4 separate regions of the Homo sapiens genome follow, and regions 2, 3 and 4 are each linked to region 1. The links are chromatin contacts, found by Hi-C or POLR2A ChIA-PET in ENCODE. All regions are on one chromosome and are shown on one strand. The core of a region is the stretch at or near the end of the contact, and the rest is flanking DNA. Distances in the headings are between cores, read along the strand shown. Region 1 holds the start of DOP1A (DOP1 leucine zipper like protein A). Region 2 holds the start of AKIRIN2 (akirin 2). Region 3 holds the start of SMIM8 (small integral membrane protein 8). Region 4 holds the start of SLC35A1 (solute carrier family 35 member A1).

The links. Hi-C counts contacts between places; a loop is a spot of excess contacts on that map. ChIA-PET counts read pairs that join two places held with the same protein, here RNA polymerase II (POLR2A). Pooled maps may share reads with other maps.
Region 2: a map of natural killer cell shows a loop between it and region 1 (28-fold over the local background). The contact joins the promoter of AKIRIN2 here to the promoter of DOP1A in region 1. A Hi-C loop is called at or near these places in 2 of 168 maps with a recorded cell type or tissue (CD8-positive, alpha-beta T cell and natural killer cell) and 8 of 50 pooled maps. POLR2A ChIA-PET finds 5 or more read pairs at or near these places in 2 of 52 experiments (Panc1 and WTC11).
Region 3: a map of B cell shows a loop between it and region 1 (21-fold over the local background). The contact joins the promoter of SMIM8 here to the promoter of DOP1A in region 1. A Hi-C loop is called at or near these places in 2 of 168 maps with a recorded cell type or tissue (B cell and naive thymus-derived CD4-positive, alpha-beta T cell) and 5 of 50 pooled maps.
Region 4: a map of B cell shows a loop between it and region 1 (28-fold over the local background). The contact joins the promoter of SLC35A1 here to the promoter of DOP1A in region 1. A Hi-C loop is called at or near these places in 2 of 168 maps with a recorded cell type or tissue (B cell and naive thymus-derived CD4-positive, alpha-beta T cell) and 7 of 50 pooled maps.

The regions. Positions count from the first base shown.
Region 1 is chr6:83,064,397-83,069,945 of GRCh38, forward strand. DOP1A (DOP1 leucine zipper like protein A) reads left to right here and starts at 3,275. Exons shown (of 39, transcript NM_015018.4): 1 at 3,275-3,383. It overlaps UBE3D (ubiquitin protein ligase E3D), which reads right to left and starts at 1,445. Exons shown (of 10, transcript NM_198920.3): 1 at 1,246-1,445. The coding sequence starts at 1,322. RefSeq lists enhancers at 3,084-3,153, 3,184-3,333 and a silencer at 3,504-3,773.
Region 2 is chr6:87,698,694-87,704,328 of GRCh38, forward strand. It overlaps AKIRIN2 (akirin 2), which reads right to left and starts at 3,540. Exons shown (of 5, transcript NM_018064.4): 1 at 2,757-3,540. The coding sequence starts at 2,991. RefSeq lists enhancers at 1-315, 3,432-3,491, 3,802-4,111 and silencers at 2,712-2,921, 3,102-3,271.
Region 3 is chr6:87,319,855-87,325,824 of GRCh38, forward strand. SMIM8 (small integral membrane protein 8) reads left to right here and starts at 2,734. Exons shown (of 4, transcript NM_001042493.3): 1 at 2,734-2,778. GJB7 (gap junction protein beta 7) reads right to left here. Exons shown (of 3, transcript NM_198568.3): 2 at 3,012-3,189. RefSeq lists a silencer at 2,556-2,845.
Region 4 is chr6:87,471,489-87,477,062 of GRCh38, forward strand. SLC35A1 (solute carrier family 35 member A1) reads left to right here and starts at 1,486. Exons shown (of 8, transcript NM_006416.5): 1 at 1,486-1,531. The coding sequence starts at 1,516. LOC124901357 (a long non-coding RNA gene) reads right to left here and starts at 1,457. Exons shown (of 2, transcript XR_007059668.1): 1 at 1,285-1,457; 2 at 1-1,010. RefSeq lists enhancers at 1,133-2,039, 2,035-2,204, 2,255-2,354 and a silencer at 1,445-1,584.

The DNA.
Region 1 (5,549 bases), core at 2,025-4,524:
TTTGTATTTTTAGTAGAGACAGGGTTTCACCATGTTGGCCAGGATGGTCTTGATCTCTTGACCTCGTGATCCGCCCGCCTCAGCCTCCCAATGTGCTGGGATTACAGGCATGAGCCACCCGGGTACCTTGCCTAAACAAAGGAGAGTAGTCCAAGGGAACTGTGAAAGGCCCCTGCATGAGAGGAAGGGAGGGTTTGTTGTGTGTGTGTGGTTTTTGTTTTATTTTGGTAGGGTTTGGGTTCCTAATTACTCTACAAGGTGCACCAGAATTGGAGATATTTGTCCAAATTCATAAATTTTGAAAGAGAAAAAGAAATACATTCAGAGTACTATTATTCCCATTTCAAGATTGAAGAAATTCAGATTAAATTATTCTAATTTCGTGAGGAAGCTAGCATTTGAACTCAGTTCTCACGCCATATTCCAAATTGCCACACCAGATATCTGGCAGATTTAGGGAAGAGGAAAAAATTAAGCATCAATCTACCTGTGGCACCGTGTAATACCATTCTCAGGATTTTAACTTCTAACTTACTCTCTTTGAAACAGCGATCACAAAGGAATAGACAAGGGGACCACAAATCATTAAAACTGCTGTCAAACAAAATAGAGAACATTTTTCCTAAAAGTTATTTGTGTAGCGAATAACAAGTTTGACGTTCTCACTGGAAGGAAGAATATGAATAAATGAACGAGCTCCAGTAAGAAGTCTACAACCTGTCTTAGTGGTTCACTAAACTCACGTTTATTGAATGATTGTGTGGTTTCTCTGCAAAGAGCAGTTTTGGACGAAAAGACCCGAGGTTATTTACAAAACAAGAAGCTCACATAGGAACTGATCCAGTAAGGAGGATCCCGAAGAGAGACAGACAAATCATTTTTTGCATTGTTTTGTTGGAAACGCCGGGCACTGCCAACAGTGTTTTACATCACTGTTCCTCAAATTTTAATGTGCATTTGATTCCTGGAAATCTTGTTAAAATATAAGTTTTGATTCCATAAGTCTGGTGTGGAGCTGAGACCCTGAATTTCTAAAAAGCTCCCCAAAGATACCCACACTGTCAGTAGGGGTGGGAGTGGCGGAGCCGACTACAGGGGAAAGCTTCACTTTGAGTGATCGAGAGGCTCTACGCAACTGGAAAGAAGAAACTCAAAATCCCTCGTACAGAGAGAGACTCACCAGCCCCCGACCCCCGGGCAGCAGTAAAGCGAGCTGGGCACTGCGCCTAGAATCCCAGTTCTTACCCCAGGATCAGAAGCGCGCTCTGCAGCTGTCCCCGCACCTCCAGAAACACGCGCGTCTCCGCCGCAGAAGCCGCCATGGCAGGCTTCCAGTCCCAGACCGGACCAAGCTGGAGGTTCCGAGGGGCCCGGGTCAACAGGACCAGGAGAGGTTCCACGTGCGGACCAACCAGCGGCAGCCCCGCTGCGGCGCAGGCGCCTGTGCCAGATCGCAGGGCTGGCGCCGCCTACCAGCTCACAGCGCCACCTGCCGGCCGGAGAGTGCACCACCGAGAAGGCGCGTGACCCCGGAGGCCGGGGCGGGGCGCGCATTTTCAAAACCAGGCTTTGGCCCAGAGTGCTGAGAAAGGTGGGCGGCGAGAGGCTAGCTATCGCCCCACTCTGCTTCTTATGAGCGTGACTTGGCGCGTTAGCATCCCTGGAAATGACCATAAAAATCAGACCCAGGGTTCACACCTTTGGCTAGCTCGAAGGGAGGGAGATGATGGAGGCAAGTGTTACAGGTGGGCTTTGTCCCCAGGAGATGCAAGAACAGAATTCCCGGCCCCAAACCCACTTTATCTTGGTCTCTTTATGAACAAGGGTCGTTTGTTAGCCTCTATCTAAAGCGACAAAATTTTCAAGAATTGACTTGCCATTGCTTCTCAACTTAGACAGGATAGCTCCAAAATTGAAACAGGTGCAAAAATATAAGGAAGTTCTTTGTTACCTAATGCAGAAGAGTGTGGCTGAAGTCTATCAGGACTAACCATTTTTTAGGGGGTAAAAAAGGAAGATGAGAATGATTACGTATGTACAGCTCCACTATTCACTTTCACAAAAGTAAAAACTAAGAGAAGTTGGAGAAGTTTACTACCAGAAGATAGTTTTGAAAAGTTTGACACAGTAAAGAACCTGGTATAATGTAAATACTTATAATGAAGAACTATTAAAATATAAGACCGGGTAGAATTACAATAGGGCTTCTTAAAAACAAGGAGCTGCTTTTATTTATTTATTTTTTTTCGGAGTCTCGCTCTGTCGCCAAGGCTGGAGTGCAGTGGCGCGATCTCGGCTCACTGCAACCTCTGCCTCCTGGGTTCAAGCGATTCTCCTGCTTCAGCCTCCCGAGTAGCTGGGATTACAGGCGCACGCGCCACCATGCCCGGCTAATTTTTCTGTTTTTGGTAGATCCGCCCACCTTGGCCTCCCAAAGTGCTGAGATTACAGGTGTGAGCCACCATGCCCAGCCTAAACCATAAATAAATTCTAAATAAATAAATCCTGTCATATATTTTAAGATAATAGCTTGACAATTTTTCTAAAATCAGTATTTGGGGTGATTAAAGTTTATTATGTTGATGCACAAATTATTATATCTATCACAATAATTTGAAGTTATAGATGGAAGCAACAACTCACTTAAAAAAATAAAGTTTACTATTATTTGGTCTCAAATAATTCATCTATTTGAAGGATGATGATTTCAACTCTTCATATCTTCCACCTTTAGTACCCGAGGCTATTGAATGCTTAAATATTGACACATTATATTGAAATATACAACTTCCGTAGCACAACTTACTCTTTATAATTGTTTTGTTAGCTTAAAAGATTTTTATATATTTAGTTACGTATTTGTAAAAACTTTCATTTTTTTACGGTATGGTGTTGGCAAAACGGTGCAATTTACCTTGGAGTAACTAGATATGATTGATAGAGCTCTAGACTCAAAATAGTTCCAAATCTGACACCAACTACTTGTCTCCTAACTTCACAAGTCTCCTAACCTCTCTGGGATGCAGGTTACTCATATGAAATATTGAGAAACTATTCAAATAATATTTAAAAGCTGTTTTCAGTTCCTATTATCTCTTCAAATGAAAACATCTGCTAACCCCCTTTCTAGCCACTCCTGAAATTGGTAGCCATGGCCGCTTCCCGCGACAGTCCACTTGAGGGCGCTGTGGCAACAGCTAGCGCCGGGAGGCAGGAAGCCGATCGGGGGCGGGGATCGAAGGCCTCAGACGTCGACGCCGGCGTGGGCGCGAGCACGGTGCACTCTGGGAGCTGTCACTAGGCCCTTCGGCTCCCGGTCTCGGTGTAGCTGCCGTGGTTGCCAGGAGAGCTGCGCCGGCGAGAAGCGGCCGAGCCAGCAGCAGGTAAAAGCGTCCCTGCCCCCAGTGCGGCCGCTAGGCTGGTAGCCGGCTCCGAGCATCCTTCTCGGCCCGGCTAGGTCCTGAGCCGCGGGGACGCCTTGCGAGTCTGACTGCTGTGGCGTCGGGGGTGTTGCCGCTCCGGCCCCGCCAGGAGCTGCGAAGCTGGTCGGCCGCCCTCTGGTTTACGGGGAGTCGGGAGCTGCGCGGGGACTGGAGGGCCAGGGCTGGGGCCGGGGCCTGGGCCGGGCAGAGGCGCGAGGGCGGCCCCAGGTGAGGGAGGCCGGAGGCGGGGCCGGGGAGCCGGGGACAGGTCCCGAGCCTCCCCTGCTGGGGCGGAGCGGTGCGCAAGGCTGGGGCAGAGGTCGCACCTGTGCGATGGAGGCGTGCGGAGTACCCTCTTTGTTGAAGGAATCGAGGCGTTGTGCCTTCTCGGCTGGTGGGTTCTTTTAGCATTGAGGAGACACGTAGGCCCGCGATGGTTCATGTTCTCCGTGGGGCTTAGAAAGGAGTACCGAAGTTTATTAAGAGGAAGTCAGAAGAGTCAAACGGGTGTTGTTAACAATTATCACCTTTGATTCCTAAGCCTTTTAAAGTTGCAACATAACAATAGTCACTTGTTCGGGCCTCCTCCATTCCTGTACCCTGAGGGGGGCGGGGAATGGCACACAACTATTTTTCTTAAGCTAAGTAAATTGTGTTTGAACATTTTTACACTATCTTAGAGTTCTATGGCGTTTGAGAAATGTAAAGATTGGGAAAATGACTTCGACTCCAGCTAAAGCAGTCAAAAAAAATGATAATTACCAAAAATGTAGGAAACTGTTTGCCTGACAAATAGGCCCTGAACTGTAGAGAGAGAAAAATCTGTTTTGATGTTGTTGGCCATTGTCTATGCAGACATAAGTTCTCACATTTTAATTTTGTTTGTGGGTATTAATATGGTCTACAGTGAATAACATACGTCGGCATTATGTGCTAAGTAACTCACCACCTGATAGATAACACAGTGATTTAGGTGGGCCGACTGAAGTTATGAGTAAATTAAAACCACGAGTAGTCTAAATGCTTTATTTTAGTGATTACTTTCGGCCACAACTGATAACTAAATCATTCTCTGTAATTGTTAAGCAGTAGCAAATCTCCACGTGGGCTTGATTATTAGGTACCTAGTGCTGAAGGAACTAAAAACACCTGATTTAATACACAAACCAGAAAATGTGACACCATAACCCAAATCTTAAATGTAAGGTAAGTGTTGTCAGTTAAATGTTTGTATACATTCAAAGAAGTCCTATTTTGTAGTTAAAGTAAAGGAGTGAGCTCTGGCCTGGGAATGAAGAGATTAGATTCAAGTGCTTTAATCTGCTACTAACCAGGTGTGATCTCCAGGCTTCGGTTTTGTCATTGTTTAAGGAAATTTGAAAAGACCAGGGTTTTCCAAACTGATGTTTCCCCCAGAACAGTGTTCTAAAACCATTTAATAGGCTTACTTTCCCCAAAGCAGTGTTCAATGGCAAATAATTTGGGAGCACACTAGGTTAAACTAGGTTTAACTTTTTTGCTTATAAAGGCAGGACTCTTCAAAACCTTTACTGTTATGCTGATACATGTAAATCTCCAGAAGGTTATCCTAGCATTCCCAAATTTACCTGATCTATTTTCTCATGGCCAAATGGTTAACAACTCTTAGAATATAATTACATAGAATATAAATTTAAAAACTGCTGTACTTAAGCTGAGTCCTCTTCAACTGTAAAGGTCCATGCATTAGGCTTATTTTTTGGCTGTCATTTTAAACTTTTTGGAGCATGAAGATCTAGTGGCAACTCACTTGTATAAAAAAAATTATATTTTTCTTAGTAAAATATTAATGATACACTTAAGTTCCCATGAGTCTTAATGCTTTAATTATTGGCAGAAGACTTATCTTATTCTTTCTGGTTTTTTGACTTTTTTAAAACCATAATTCATGTTTTGAATTTGATGGTGGAGTGTAGTTATTGATTTTATTCAAAATGGCATTTTGAGGTTCCAACAAGTGAAGACTTGTTGATAATGGCATCACTTTTGCTGTGATGATTTCTCCTTATAGTCATGCATTCCTAAAATGAAATTATGGTAGAAGCCACCCAAAATGTGCTTACTGTGTAATAACTACCTATTTTAAGA
Region 2 (5,635 bases), core at 2,290-4,789, 4.6 Mb after region 1:
AAGCCTTGCGGTTAAGAAAGCAAGCTTAACTTCCGTCAGCTCAGCTAGTCCTTCCTTTTTCCTAGTATTAAGTTGCAACAGTTTGAAAAATATTTAAATAAGAATAGTCAAGTCAAACTTCCTGGGATGACTAAAATGATAGCTAAGGTTTAAAACAGACATCCAAGTTCCTGAAACTAATAAAGCCACAACATGACTTCAGCTATGCCATCAGAAACTGAAAGTATCTAGAGGAGAACAATGATAAAATAAAGTGTATACATGCTCTGAAAAAAAGTCACTTTAGTACTCTAGTTCTACATTAATTTGTATTATATTTGAACTCACAGATGTGAAAGGAAAACAAAGAGTTCCCACAAGTTTGCCAATCTCAATTTGGTAAGCCACTGTCTACTTCCAAACCTAACTACTCATTTTAGTTAATGACAGATGGGTATTTACTCCCATAAAGTTTAAGAATAATCGGTGTTAAAATAGGAAGCTAAAAATCAGGTGCATGAGAAAATTATTTCCAAGTTTACTAACATGAAAACTGGGAAGCTCTTTGATACCTGCACAACACTGCAGCTCCCATTATGACATTACAAAAAACATACAGGACCATACCCCAAATTGGCCATATAAACACAAAGTCAAACTAAATTACATTTAGAATGTCATTCAAAACTACCGTTTAAAAAATGTAATTTTAGCAAGTCAAAATTTCAATTTCAACTTGTTTTCTCAAGTAAACTTTTTGCGATAATATTCAAATTAGTTTGGAAATAACTTTTAGCAGACTCAGAATCAATAAGGATGTGATTTTAGGTTTCAGGATATAATCAAACTTCCAAAGTAGATGTCAAAAAAAAAACACCTTGAAGAAAATAGCAGTATTTTGGAAAGTGAATGTGAATCTCAATCAGCTGGCTTAAACAATTCCAATAATTCCAGTCGTTTTACTACAACAGTCCAATTAATTTAAACTTGAGATAATGTGGAGCCAACTGTATTAACCAACGCTACAGATATGCCAATGAAAAGTCGTTTACAAAGGATCACAATTCTGAATAAGTGTGCTTTAAAGGGGAGGAACATGGTATAGTCCCCAATTGTTCACATACATGCCCAAGATTATTTTGACATTGAGATATAGTACTTTAATTCCCAAACCTAGCACTGTATTAATTCACTCCCTCGACTGAAATGTATTGCTGGTTAGCTCCTTAATGACCTTATTTTGAAATGGCTTTATTAGTTAAGTACAGAATCCATTTCAATTTCCAATGATACCATTTCACTAAAAGACAAATTCCAAAAATGTCAACCACCAGTAGCTCATTCTTGACATTGGCTGTTTCCTTTTTTTTTTCCCAAAGTAAAGCCTAACAATTAATCAACAAATGCCTTTTCAATCTAATTAAAACACAGTTTAGTAAGGTCATTAAATAAATTTATCTAAGAATTTCCGTAAAAACTCACTACAACTCTAAAACAGTATGTCCTTAAATTAGACCAAATATTTAATAGCAAAAATGGTAGCTTGCATATTCGAGGGTCACTCCATGGATTTAGAAAATATTTTTAAATGTGACAAAAAAAAAAAAACACTAAAGTCAGTTTCAAATGGAAGTCACCAAATACAGAGGTATATACTTCGGTTTTTTAAGCTACTGATAACGAGACATTTAAATCAAGCTATGGAAAGGCTTTGTCTAAAGGGTGATATTATTACTAAAGGCTCACACAGAAATCTTTGCATGCTACACACAAAGGAAACATTTACACTTCTAGTCCACAAAAGCCTATCCTAGGATTGTGCCAGGGGCACACAAGGATTTCAAAGTACAGAAAAAACTGGGCATACACATGCCCTACAAAGCAGCCAAAAGACATTCCCCAGTCTCTCTCAGGAAATGTTTCAAGATGAAAAGCAAAAGTCTGAAGTCCCTTGGAATCTTGGGTTGATTTCTTCATTATTCTCAAGGCTAGGTTGTTTTCCCCCAGCATACTTTGTTGGGCAAAAATAAAACATTTCCAAATAAAAGCAACTCCTCAGCCCCAATTTTCAATGCAATATGCTTATTAAAAGTTCAACATTTCTCAAGGTCTAGACTTATAGTGTGATCATATTACAGTACTCGGGAAGAGCATTTTCTTTGTTGTTGACCCTGCTAGGGAAACAGGTCTTGACTCAGCCAAAGTGGCGTTCTTGTGGGTGATTAATGACAGGCCTAGATCTCGCCCTAGTGACATCCATCCCCCACCCCCCACCCCCACTATACTAAAATCAGCCGTGTCTGAACTGAAGGAGGGGCTGTAGCCTCGCCTCAAACCACCCAGTCCCAGAGTTAATAGCTGCAACCAATCGATTACGGCAAGCACACATCCAGATTGGGGTGAAATGTGACCCTTTCGCCTAAATTTACGAATAATATCGTCCTCTCTGATCATTTCCGCTGGGGCTCCAGCGACTACGGAAACAATTCCAATCATTCGGCCCAAAGAAAAAGATGTCCCTGTTCTACCCAATACGGGCAAGGCAAAGCCCCTACCCACCTCCAAACACTATCCCCTTGACATCAGCCCATTTCTATTGTGTCTTATTAGGTCCTCGGGCTACGAGGACCTAGTGAAAAACGTGGCTGCCCTACTACTTTGCTAAGAACAAGAACCACACAGTCCGGCACCCCCACCCCAGGGGCCGCATCCCACACCCCAGGACCCCTGTTCCCAGTTCTCTCCACTACCCCGGCGGCCGCGGGGCCGGGTCCCACCTGTGGTGAGGCGGGAGGAGACGTCGCCGAAGGGGGATGGCTCCATTCGGAGATACTTCTGCGGCGAGGCGGCCGCAGCGGAGAAGGAGGCGGCGGTGGCCGCGGCCGCCGACAACGGGGAGGCAGCGGCCGAGGTGGGCGCCGACAATGGCGCACATCGCCTGCGCTTCGGGGACGCCGGGCTCAACAGCGGGTCGAAATCCAGAGTCCTTTTCAGAGTGGCTCCGCACGCCATGGCCGGGGGCAGCTGAGGCGCCGGGCTCGGGTGGGGTCGGGGACGGGTGACGAAAGAAGAGGGTGAGGGAAGGGGTGAAGAGCGGGAACTCGAGGAGAGCCTACCCGACGGGCTCAGGAGCCAAGCGGGTCGCGGAGCGCCGGCTGTGGAAAGGAGAGCCGCTGCCGCCGCTGCCTCCGCGGCAGGGGCAGTGGCCAGGGACGGCCCGGGTGAGAGCGGGAGGGGCGGTGGCGGGCAGAAGCACACGCCAGTCGCGTCAGGGGGGTTCTTCCGCCTCCTCAGGCGCGGCTCCCCCGAGAGAGGCTCCGGCCGCCCCCGCCGTCCGCTCGAGCTTTGCGCCGCGCCTGAGGCGCTTCTGTGCTGAGACTAGATCCTTTCTGAAGTCGAAAACAGCACCGTGGGGTGTGAGGCTGGAACGCGGCTCCTAATACGCCCGAGTACGGTCAGTAGCTTGCGAGCGGCGATCGATGCAGAGAGATTGCGAGGTAGCTGCCGCAGCAGGAACCCAAGCGAACACGTCCAACCGCTTCCCCTCCCTCGTAGAACTCTCCCACCCGCCGCCGGCCCCAATATGGCGTCAATAACAACGCCGCCGATTCAAATCCGGCGGCCTCAGAGCGCTTGCGCACGGGGGCGGGCCAAACCGGGGATGCATTTTGGGAGTTGTAGTTTTTAGGTACCGGGAGGAATCGGCTTGAAAGGCGGGAAGGGAGGAGTCACAGAAACTACGACTTCCGTCATGCAAGGCGCGCGATTCCGAGTTCCGGGTTGGAATTTAAATCCCCCTACACAGCTTGAGTGTAAGAGGAACTAAGCAAAAGAGAAAAAAAGAGAAGGTTCTGAGACAGTGGGAGATGGGAAAGCGAACCCGTGGCAAAAGCAGGCTAAGCGACATAGAAATCTTTTAAGATTCTCCGTATAGTTGCTCCCACAGTGATTTCAGATCTGGGAAATATAATAAACCAATCTCTAGTCAAAGTTAGCTTAATTTCGGTAGCGACAGTACCCAAAACAAGACCTTTCACATGGAGAGGATAGGAGATAATGAGATTATGAAACCTATTTAGGACTGGCAGACAGAACAACAGTAATAGTATCAGGTTACAGGATCCTTGATTCAACTCGATGCTCTACCCTTCGGAGGTAGCTGCTTCATCCACTAATGAAATTCTGTAAAGCCAGCTTTGCTTCTGTAAATGAATAGGACTTGAACGACTTACAGAATCAAATTGTTTTGCGTTGGGTAAAAAGCAAGTGGTATCAGACATTGCATTACTTCTGTTGAATATTGGTGCATATATTGTGAACTTTGTTACAAAACTAATCAAAAGACAGTGAAATGTTTAGGTAATAGATATTGGATGGATCCATTTTGTAAGCGGAAGGGGAAAAAAGTGTTTCTAGAAGTTGTACTTTTAGTCACATACCTAAAATAAGAATCAAATACAGCGCTAATTTAGAAAGTGATCTGTGTAGCCGGGCATGGTGACTCACGCCTGTTATCCCAGCACTTTGGGAGGCCGAGGCAGGCGGATCTTCCTGAGGTCAGGAGTTCGAGACCAGCCTGGTCAAAATGGTGAAACCCCGTCTCTACTAAAAATACAAAATTAGCCGAGCGTGGTGGCGCGCGCCTGTAGTCGCAGCTACTCGGGAGGCTAAGACAGGAGAATCATTTGAACCCGGGAGGCGAAGGTTGCAGTGAGCCGAGATGTTGCCACTGCACTCCAGCCTGGGTGATAGAGCGAGTCTCTGTCTGAAAAAAATGAAAAGAAAAGAAAATGATGCCGGGCGCGGTGGCTAACGCCTGTAATCCCAGCACTGGGAGGCCGAGGCAGGCGGATCACGAGGTCAGGAGTTCGAGACCAGCCTGTTCAACATGGTGATACCCTGTCTCTACTAAAAATAAAAAAAATTAGCCGGGCGTGGTGGCGCACACCTATAGTCCCAGCTACTCAGGAGGCTGAGGCAGAAGAATCGCTTGAACCCGGGAGGCGGAGGTTGCAGTGAGCCAAGATCAAGCTACTGCACTCCAGCCTGGGTGACAGAGCTAGACTTCGTCTCAAAAAAAAAAAAAAAAAAAAAAAGTGATATATGTAGAAACTATCACCAGTGCAATATGAAACAATTTTGTGAATGCCAACTGTCAAATGATTATAAATACTGATTTCCAGTGCTCATGTATTCTTCTTTATTCAGTAACAGATGTTTTATAGCCATTTTGTCTATTATTTTTAAACCATATTTAGAAGTAGTTCAATATATTCTTTTTTATAGACAATTTTATAGAATTGTCCAGTGCTTCAGAGATCAGCAGTCCTGATCACACTGTGTCAACAAGTAAGCCCTTCTAGTTTTAATTTAGGATATTTGGAAATATCCTACATTTCCTACATTTGGAAAATCTTTTGAAAAAGATAAGCATTTAATGAAACAGCAGCTTAACTAAGACACCTACTAGGTAAATTTCTAGTAAATTCTAAACACTTGGTAATATTTTCTGAAATTAAGATTTGCCCATAAGTTATAAAACCTACATTTGAAATGTGATGTTGTGAGTTAAATTCCCTATGTTTGAGGGAATTCAAGGACTTCAAAATTCATATGAAGTCCTAACCTCCAGTACCTTAGAATATGACTTTACTTA
Region 3 (5,970 bases), core at 1,484-3,983, 4.3 Mb after region 1:
TTGCAACCACATAGATGGAACCGGAGGACATTATTTTCAGTGAAATAAGCCAGGCACAGGAAGACAAACTTTGCATGTTCTCACTTATTTGTGGGAGATACAAATTAAAACAAAAGAACTCATGAAAATAGAGTAGAATGATGGTTACCAGAGGCTGGGAAGGGTAGTGGGGATGGGGGGAGTGGGAAATGGGGATTTTTAGCGGGTACAAAAGTATAGTCAGATAAAATGAATAAGATCTAGTATTTGATAGCACAACACGGTGACTACAGTCAGCAATAGTTGATTGTACATTTAAAAATAACTAAGGGTATAATTGGAATGTTTGTAACATAAATGATAAATCCTCGATGTGGTGGATACCCCATTTACCCTGATGTGATTATTATTCATTGTATGCTTGTACCAAAATATCTCATGTACCCCATAAATACATACACATAAATATTAAAAATTTTTAAAAATTAAACCTCAAATCAAATGTGAAGTTAATTTGGCTTGGGAGAAAAAGTTTTAAATTCGAAACATATTTACCAAAGCTTTACATAAACCCATGCCAAAATATTGGTACCTTCTATTCCAACTATTCTGTTCATTTTAATATAACTTGTGTAAACCAGAAAGTCTATGAGATAGGTCTCAATCAATTTAGAGGTTTATTTCACCAATGTTAAGGACCATGGCCTGTGACACAGCCTCAGGCAGTCCTGAGAACATGTGCCCAAGGTGGTCGGGCTACAGCTTGATTTTATACATTTTAGAGAAATGGAAGTTACAGGCAAAGACATGTATCAATACATGTAAGGTATACATTGGTTTGGCCCATCTCAAAGCAGCGTGGGGGTGGGCTTCCAGGTCAAAGATGAATTCAAAGATTTTTCACATTTTCAATTAGTTGAAAGAGTTAAGCTCTGCCTGAAGATGTGAAGCCAGCTGGAGTTAAGGTAAGCGGGGGTGTTGTGGCAGCCAAGGTTCTCCTTATGTAGATAAAGCCTCCGGGTAGCTGGCTTCAAAGAATAGATGTGAATGTCTCTTATCAGACCTTAAAAGATGTCAGACTCTCTGGAAAAGACCTAGTAAGGGGCCAGGCACAGTGGCTCACGCCTGTAATCCCAGCACTTTGGGAGGCCGAGGTGGGTGGATTGCCTGAGGTCAGGAGTTCGAGACCAGCCTGACCAATATGGTGAAACTCTGTCTCTATTAAAAATGCAAAAATTAGCTAGGCTTGGTGGCATACACCTGTAGTCCCAGCTACTCGGGAGGATGAGGCAGGAGAATTGCTTGAACCCAGGAGGTGGAGGTTGCAGTGAGCCGAGATCATGCCACTGCACTCCAGCCTGGGTGACAGAGTGACACTCCGACACTCCATCTCAAAAAAAAAAAAAAAAAAGATCTAGTAAGGGAAAGAGATTTTCTATAGAATGTAAGTTTTCCCCAACAAGAGACAGCTTTGCGAGGCCATTTCAAAATAGTCAAATAAATATATTTTGGGGTAACATATTTTTATTTCTTTCAGGTCCCACTATGTGTCACGTGATGTTATTCCAGAGTCAGGTTGGAATTTTCTTATTGCTACAGTATATTTTACCAGTCTTACGATCTCCGTTTTAATGTTAATGCTGGTCAGTTGTGTCTAACCTCCAACGGGAGGAAGGTATAATGAGGCATATCCAACCGCCCACCCCTTCCCATCAGGGCCTGAACTCATTTTTCAGGGTTTTTTTGAGATTACCTTGGCCAAGACAGAGGTCCATTCCTTTCAGGGGTGGGTTGGTGATGGTGGTGCTTAGAATTTTATTTTTGGTTTTTGTATTAGTCTCTTCTCACACTGCTAGAAAGAACCACCTGAGGCTGGGTAACTTATAAAGAAAAGAGGTTTCATTAGCTCACAGTTCCACAGGCTGTACAGGAGGTATGGCTCCAGAGGCCTCAGGAAACTTACAATCATGGTGGAAGAGGAAACAAGCACGTCTTACCGTGGTGCAGGAGAGAGAGAGAAAGAGAGAGAGTGTGAAGGGGGAAGTGCTACACTCTTATAAACAAACATCTTCTGAGAACTCCATCATGGGAATGGCAAGGGGGAAGTCGGCCCCATGATTCAGTGACCTCTCACCAGGCCCCTCCTTCAACACAAGGGGGCTATTATTCCATATGAGATTTGGGTGGGGACACAGAGCCAAACCACATCAGTTTTCACGTGTATCCCAACAAACTTAAACATCAGCAAAGTATGTGCAAACCAGCATCCCTATATCTATTCTTGTCTCAACTGCACCTGCATACATCCTGCATCTTGGACTCTCAAGGCCCTAACGTAATGGCAGAGTATTAACTCTACACTTAAATGACTGTTCCCCTAAAGTAGGGGTAGGAAGAAATCAGATCTAGCTTTCTTTCCCAAATCAGAATGCTTTCCACTTTCATGAAATAAACATACTTCTAGGAGATGTCTCCTTTTATTTATACAAACATACACACCGAACTGGAACGTAATTTGAAGTTGGGAGGTGGAAAACTAAAGGTCAAAAAGGGAAGAAAGCAAAAACGTCCCTTGCACACTTCAGCCCGCAGACCCCAAGGAGGGGCGCGAGGTCCTCAGAACCGGAAAGGCTAGCACTGGATGGGTCCCCGCAGCCCCGCGCCGCTGCGCCGCAGCCTCCGGAAGACAGGGGACGCTGTGGCGCCGGGCGGGGCGCCCTCCGCCGCTCTCTCTAGCAGGCGGGGCGGCGAAGCGGGGCGGGGCGTCTCGGGCGAGGAGAGGAGGTGACCCCGCGAAAGGTAAGCGGCGGCTTCGGTGGTGTTGAGTGGCTGGGCGCCGGCCTGGAGGGGCCAGGGCGGCCGCACCATCACGCTCCCGTCTCTGCCCTTCCCAGCTGCCCTGCCGGTCTCCCTCCCAGGGAGGGAGCGTCCTCTCGGATAGCCCAAATCTTTGCCTCTCCGTGGACTCCCTGTACCCGCACCCCAAGTCGGTGAAGCTCTCTGGCCCCACAGAGCCCATTTCCCGTACTCACCTTGCGGGCTCCAGTTTGTTCGGTGCTTCATCCATGGACACCCCCACCCCGAGAACTCTCTCGTTTCCTGCAGTTTCTTAGTGTCTTGGCTCACCAGACTCATAGGGGAACATGGTGGTGTTTTGAGGAGACGCCGCTTTTCTTTTGTCATAGTGCGGACACTCGTGCTTTTTCAGCCCTGCAACACAATGTGTAGAACTTAACGGAATGAAGTTTTCTTTTGGAGGCTTCCAATGCGTCTGTCTTTGAGTAAGCCTTCGGCACCGAACAGTAGTCCATGACATTGGGGGAAGCCAGATGAGACTCAGATTGTCAGTACTCAGGCTGTCGCCAGCAAAGCCTTTCCCCTTTTTTCAGAGACAGTACTACATCCAAGAGGTGGAAAGATACTTTTGTTTTGTTTTGTTTATTTATTTATTTGTTATTATTATAAGTTTTAGGGTACATGTGCACAATGTGCAGGTTAGTTACATATGTATACATGTGCCATGCTGGTGCGATGCACCCACCAACTGGACATCTAACATTAGGTATATCTCCCAATGCTATCCCTCCCCCCTCCCCCCACCCCACAACAGACCTCAGAGTGTGATGTTCCCCTTCCTGTGTCCATGTGTTCCCATTGTTCAATTCCCACCTATGAGTGAGAATATGTGATGTTTGCTTTTTTGTTCTTGCGATAGTTTACTGAGAATGATGATTTCCAATTTCATCCATGTCCCTACAAAGGACATGAACTCATCATTTTTTATGGCTGCATAGTATTACATGGTGTATATGTGCCACATTTTCTTAATCCAGTCTATCATTGTTGGACATTTGGGTTGGTTCCAGGTCTTTGCTATTGTGAATAATGCCGCAATAAACATACGTGTGCTTGTGTCTTTACAGCAGCATGATTTATAGTCCTTTGGGTATATACCCAGTAATGGGATGGCTGGGTCAAATGGTATTTCTAGTTCTAGATCCCTGAGGAATCGCCACACTGACTTCCACAATGGTTGTACTGGTTTACAGGCCACCAACAGTGTAAAAGTGTTCCTGTTTCTCCACAGCCTCTCCAGCACCTGTTGTTTCCTGACTTTTTAATGATTGCCATTCTAACTGCTGTGAGATGGTATCTCATTGTGGTTTTGATTTGCATTTCTCTGATGGCCAGTGATGGTGAGCATTTTTTCATGTGTGTTTTGGCTGCATAAATGTCTTCTTTTGAGAAGTGTCTGTTCATGTCCTTCGCCCACTTTTTGATGGGGTTCTTTGTTTTTGTCTTGTAAATTTGCTTGAGTTGATTGTAGATTCTGGATATTAGCCCTTTGTCAGATGAATAGGTTGTGAAAATTTTCTCCCATTTTGTAGGTTGCCTGTTCACTCTGATGGTAGTTTCTTTTGCTGTGCAGAAGCTCTTTAATTAGATCCTATTTGTCAATTTTGGCTTTGGTTGCTATTGCTTTTGGTGTTTTAGACATGAAGTCCTTGCCCATGCCTATGTCCTGAATGGTAATGCTTAGGTTTTCTTCTAGGGTTTTTATGGTTTTAGGTCTAACGTTTAAGTCTTTAATCCATCTTGAATTGATTTTTGTATAAGGTGTAAGGAAGGGATCCAGTTTCAGCTTTCTACATATGGCTAGCCAGTTTTCCCAGCACCATTTATTAAATAGGGAATCCTTTCCCCATTGCTTGTTTTTCTCAGGTTTGTCAAAGATCAGATAGTTGTAGATATGTGGCGTTATTTCTGAGGGCTCTGTTCTATTCCATTGATCTATATCTCTGTTTTGGTACCAGTACCATGCTGTTTTGGTTACTGTAGCCTTGTAGTATACTTTGAAGTCAGGTAGTGTGATACCTCCAGCTTTGTTCTTTTGGCTTAGGATTGACTTGGCGATGTGGGCTCTTTTTTGGTTCCATATGAACTTTAAAGTAGCTTTTTCCAATTCTATGAAGAAAGACATTGGTAGCTTGATGGGGATGGCATTGAATCTGTAAATTACCTTGGGCAGTATGGCCATTTTCACAATGTTGATTCTTCCTACGCATGAGCATGGAATGTTCATCCATTTGTTTGTATCCTCTTTTATTTCCTTGAGCAGTGGTTTGTAGTTCTCCTTGAAGAGGTCCTTCACATCCCTTGTAAGTTGGATTCCTAGGTATTTTATTCTCTTTGAAGCAATTGTGAATGGGAGTTCACTCATGATTTGGCTCTCTGTTTGTTGCTGGTGTATAAGAATGCTTGTGATTTTTGTACATTGATTTTGTATCCTGAGACTTTGCTGAAGTTGCTTATCAGCTTAAGGAGATGTTGGGCTGAGACAATGGGGTTTTCTAGGTATACAGTCATGTCATCTGCAAACACGGACAATTTGACTTCCTCTTTTCCTAATTGAATACCCTTTATTTCCTTCTCCTGCCTAATTGCCCTGGCCAGAACTTCCAACACTATGTTGAATAGGAGTGGTGAGAGAGGGCATCCCTGTCTTGTGCCAGTTTTCAAAGGGAATGCTTCCAGTTTTTGCCCATTCAGTATGATATTGGCTGTGGGTTTGTCATAGATAGCTCTTATTATTTTGAGATACGTCCCATCAATACCTAATTTATTGAGAGTTTTTAGCATGAAGGGTTATTGAATTTTGTCAAAGGCCTGTCTGCATCTATTGAGATAATCATGTGGTTTTTGTCTTTGGTTCTGTTTATATGCTGGATTACATTTATTGATTTGCATATATTGAACCAGCCTTGCATCCCAGGGATGAAGCCCACTTGATCATGGTGGATAAGCTTTTTGATGTGCTGCTGGATTCCGTTTGCCAGTATTTTATTGAGGATTTTTGCATCAATGTTCATCAAGGATATTGGTCTAAAATTCTCTTTTTTGGTTGTGTCTCTGCCCGGCTTTCATATCAGGATGATGCTGGCCTCATAAAATGAGTTAGGGAGGATTCCCTCTTTTTCTATTGATTGGAAT
Region 4 (5,574 bases), core at 236-2,735, 4.4 Mb after region 1:
CGTACATATATGAATATTGTTTAAATGTATGCATAAGTACATACACAGTAGAGAACTGAATAATTCTACTAGTGGAAACTGTATCAATTACAATAAGGGAAGATTAGCACCAGTGAGCACACTTACTACCAGGTAGAGGAAAAGTCCAACACTATTGCAAAATGAGATTAATCAAATGTCTGCCTCTACAAAGTCAACTCTGGTCTCCTGGGAGCCCCTCCCAATATTAATATGATGCTAATAAGGCATGCAAAATGTTCCAACAATGTTAACAGACCAGATATATCTATATGTATATTTAACAAGACAATGGTATACAACCAACCCTCTAAAAGGACAATTTTGGGGAAAGAACATGCTGCAGAAGGTGTGGGCTGCTGGGCAGCTCAGAATCTTGCATCCCTATTCCTGTAAGTGCTGAGGTATTTTCATATTATTTTAAACCAATCCACATATCTTGAACATCATTTATTTCACCAATGAATTATTTCTAATATCAATTATGATAGCTAATTAACATCCCCTAGTGAAAGTGGAGATTATAGTGGTTAAAATGCCTGTTGATATATCTAATTTTTTTTGTTTTTTGAGACGAAGTCTCGCTGTGTCGCCCAGGCTGGAGTGCAGGGGCGCAATCTCGGCTCACTGCAATCTCCCGGGTTCAAGTGATTCTCCCGCTTCGGCCTCCTGAGTAGCTGGGATTACCGGTGCGCGCCACCACGCCCGGCTAATTTTTTGTATTTTTAGTAAAGACGGGGTTTCGCCATATTGGCCAGGCTGGTCTCGAACTCCTGACCTTAGGTGATCCATCTGCCTCGACTTCCCAAAGTGCTGGGATTACAGGCGTGAGCCACCACGCCCGGCCGATACATCTGATTTTTTAAAGGCCGTTTTGTTGTGCGAAGATCATTAGTTAGAATGCCTGGCTGGGTAAATACAACCGATGACTGCTGACGATATGGAACAGGCACAAGACTTCTGAACGATATGTAGAATAAATTATAACTTATCTAGAACACAAGGTAACAGTGGAAGATAATGAGCCAGGTGGAAGTTACAAATGTTGCCGCAAGTAGTTTCTGTTACTTTACGAGTTCTGGGAGCTTCTCTAACAGCTTTGACAGGAGTGAATCCCCAAGGCTAAACCCAAATCCTTATTTGCCGCCTACTCACGCCTTTGTGAGGACTACGATTCCCAGACGGCAACGCTCCCTTCACTCAACTTCCTTAGCTGGCGGGGAGACGCAGTTTACAGAACTACCTCCCCAACCGAATTTCACACACCTGTCACCTAGGACGCGGCCGGGAAGGCCTCCCTTCGATCCGCGTTCTCCCCATTTTGGGGTGTAGCTTGGATTCCTGAGCCCAGTTTTAGTGCGTGGCCGACCGGGAGGCCGGCGAGGCGCTCTAGGCCGAGCGGCTTCGTCTCTATGACCACAAGGGGCGGTCCCCGGTGTCCTGCGCGGGGGCGCGGAGGGGGCGGGCGTCAGTTCCGCGGGGGGCTGTCGGGGAACCATGGCTGCCCCGAGAGGTGAGAACTGGGTCTGCTGGGAGTGGGGAGTCCGCGGGGGGCGGCGGCGGGCGAGCATCTGCGCTGGTCAGCCCCTGTCGGGCAGCGGAGCACCCTGGTTGCCCAGTGCCTCTGGGGCCTGGCTGAGGCGTCAGGAGTTTGCGTGGAGCCGCTCCCGGCAGTCAGGGCAGCCTGCCTTCCGCTGCGGCTGCAGTCTCCGCGGCTGACTCCGCGCTGGGCAGGTCGGAGTCAGAGACCGCACTGACCTCCACTAGCTGGGAGTGGGTGGGAACCGAATTCTGACAGGCCGGGGCTGCGGCGGACCCGGAGAGAGGCCAGGGCGTGGGTCCGGGGCTGGACCGCATTACCCAGCGAGGCAGGACAGTTCTTCACCCTGGCCCCGCGGCTCCGGTCTCCTCTGCGCCTCCTACCCTGTGGATGCTCAGAGGCTTAAAGGCAGGCTCCGGGCGCAGATCCCATGCGGCGGCTGGGCCATGCAACAACCACTAAAGACATCACTGGGGCGTCAAAACAGCACTGAAATCGTAACGAAAGGAAGATAACAGTCGTTAACAGTTCCCACCTGTATGCTGTGTGTAATTATAGAGAATGCTGTATGCTGCTATTTGGGGTGGAAGCTGAGATCCACCTCCCTCCTCCTGAGGGATGGCACATTCGGGTGAAGGCGTATTTGTTGACTAATTGACATTTAAGGAGGGCGAGTCTAATTGACTCCGCACCACTTTTTGCTGAGCAGTGTGTGTAAGTTGGGACCAGAGGTGGATTCTTTGACTGTGGTGCATTAACCAGGAGAAGTTGGGCAACACCCGGATTCTTGCTCCACCCTTCCTCCATAGAGCACTTGGCTTCACCCTTGAATAAATATTGAACGAATACATAAGGAATATCTTCTTGCGTGGGTTTCAAGTTATTTTCCCTGTTGCGGGGTCCATGTTTCTCATCAGGCCCTGCCCAGGGGCATTGTCTTTAGTTGCATATGCTTCTCTTATGTCTTCTTTCTGTTTCATTTCAAATAAGTCCAATCTTAAAAGCCTTTTTTTGTAGCAACACAGGAAATAAAAGAAAAAGAAATAGAATTGTTTTGATAACTAAAATGGAATGGGGATAGCAAAATTGATCCGAACGAAAACTTATAAATTACAGAAGTCAAATCATTACTTGAAATAGCTGCAACAATGTAAAGGTTTAGGCTTATTGCCAATACATATTTGTTGAGCCTTGATTGTAATCCTAACAAAACTACAGTTTCCATAGTTTCCGAATATCCACAAAGGATTTATCTGGGACTTACAGAATTTCTAAGTTCTTAAGTATTACAAATAATGTCCCCATAAACTATAGTAAAACATAACCGAAAAAAAACATTTTAAACTGTAAGTTTCTTTTGGGGGACATTTCCACACAAACACTATATGGGAGCTAATAGAATTTCGTGAGAAGCAGGGAACAATGCAGGGTTAAGATGTGGCTGCCAGTTGAGTTGTGGGCTAGCTTTATAGTTACTGGCATTGGGTGTGATTTGAATTATTTGCCCAATTTGAAGTGATTACATATGGACTTTTGCTGTTACCCTGAAATAATTGAAATTGCTAATAACTGAAGTTTTATACTGGAGAATTTGTGAATGGAGTGAACAAGAAATAGTTTGGTCTGATGTTAAACTGCCAGAGAAAATCGTACTTAAAAACATTTAGTATTTAAAAGTTGAAATACGTTTAAAAACTGGTATTCCATGTCAAAGCCCAATCTGTTTTGCACATACCTAAACTTATTTGATTACCCTTCCACTTAGATCAGTAGTTATTTTCAAGAATATAATATATATTCCCATATACTCACTATGCAAAAAGGTATTTTTTCAAGTTAATGACAATATTATAAGTCAGAATATGTTTGTAGGCTATCAATATTTGGTTTAGTGTTTAAATATTCACTTTGTTGTTTTTGGAATCAGGAACCTGTACAGTAGCTAAAATAAAGTACTTTTTAGTTTATCAGCCCTAACTTCTCTTATTTATGAAAGTGTTGATAATCTAGGACATGAGATGGCAAACTTTTCCTGTGAAGGGCTGGATAGTCTCTTGTCATAACTACTCAGATCTGCTGTTGTAGGGAAAAAAAAGTAGCCTGGATAATTTAGAAACAAATGAGCATGGCTATGTTCTAATAAAACTATTCATGGACACTAGAATTTGAATTTCCTGCAATTTTCACATATCACAAGATGTTATTACATTTTTTATCAACCATTTAAAAATGTAAAACAATCGTGAGTTCACAGGCCTCATGTAAACTGGCGACATATATAGTTTGTTCACCCTTTATCTAGAAGATGGGAAGTGCCTTCTCTTCTACTGATTAAAGGTTATTGCTGTATATTTTTGAAGTCATATTTCTTCCCTTGTGTAGGAAAGTTTTAGAACAAAGGAAGTATTATAGTGATCTCCTTCACTTCCTTTTATATAAACACTGATTTTTTGGCTCCTCAGATCTTTTGGAAAGAAAGTTTAAGCAGTTAAAAACTATTTCTTCTGTTTTACTTTTTATTTAAAACCTGATATGGTTTTTAAAAATTGCCTACAATTCAGAAAATATTCTTTAATGCACTCGGGAAAATATTTATATTGAAGAACCTGTTTCCTTGTAAGATCCAACCATACTGTATCTAAAGATAATCTGTTTGAAACTCCTGTTTTATTTCCCTATGAAAACTATCTTTGAATTGTGATTAGGCTCCCAAAGCAGTGAACAAAATCTTACTTAGCATATAATGTAGTTAAAGTAGCAGGCTGGAGTCACCTGGTGTCCTTCTGGTTCTTAACCTGGAGTTGTCAAAGTATGGCTCTGGAAAGCCTAAAATATTTGTTTCTGGCCCTTTGCAGAAAAATTTGCTGATCCCTGTTTAACCTTGAGCCTAAAGATTTGAATGGAGGTGAAGGGGAACTGGGGGACAATAGGTGGGAGGTGGGTGAGGAAAGTAGAAATAGTTTGATCCTTGGGTGATGGCAGTACCCGAGCAGGTCTGGGAATAAGGAAGTATGAGGGAGACTTGGTACCCACTGCTTATGGTTTTACCAAAGGTCTTGGACAGGCTCTGGTGCCTGAGAGATGGCTGCTGCTCAGATATACTTGCAGGCAATTCTTAAATTAAGTGTTTATATGTTTCCTGCATTTCTAGTTTTATAGAGGTGTGTTCTTAATATTCTTTTCCTGTGTTATGAATTATTGTTTTGTATAATGCAATGAAATGAGTGGCTAGTTGTAAGTTCTTATTGTGAAAAAGTTTTATATTAAGCCCCACTCATTTCTCAATTATTATTTTCTTTCTGCTGCCTTTAAATCTAGAATATACATTGCTGCAGTTGGTTTCATGCTTTGCATCCACAAGTTTGTAATCATAAAAATATTTAAAATATGTGCTGGGGCCAGGCGTGGTGGCTAATGCCTGTAATCCCAGCAGTTTGGGAGGCCGAGGTGGGTGGATCACCTGAGGTCAGGAGTTCGAGACCAGCCTGGCCAACATGGTGAAACCTCTTCCCTACTAAAAATACAAAAATTAGCTGGGTGTAGTGGCGGGTGCCTGTAATCCCAGCTGCTCAGGAGGCTAAGGCAGGAGAATTGCTTGAACCCGGGAGGTGGAGTTTGCAGTGAGCCGAGATCACGTCAAGATCATGCCACTGCACTCCAGCCTGGGTGACAGAGTGAGACCCTGTCCTAAAATATATGTCTGGCACGGTGGCTCACACCTGTAATTCCAGCACTTCAGGAGGCGGAGGTGGGCGGATCACTTGAGGTCAGGAGTTAGACACCAGCCTGGCCAACATGGGGAAACCCCATCTCTACTAAAAATGCAAAAAATTAGCTGGCTGTGGTAGTGCACGCCTGTAGTCCCGGGAGGCTGAGGCACGAGAATCGCTTGAACCTGGGAGGTGGAGGTTGCAGTGAGCTGAGATCGCGCCACTGTATTCCAACCTGGGGGACAGAGTGAGACCTTGTCTCCAAAAAAACCCACCACCACCACCAATATATATATAATGTAATTT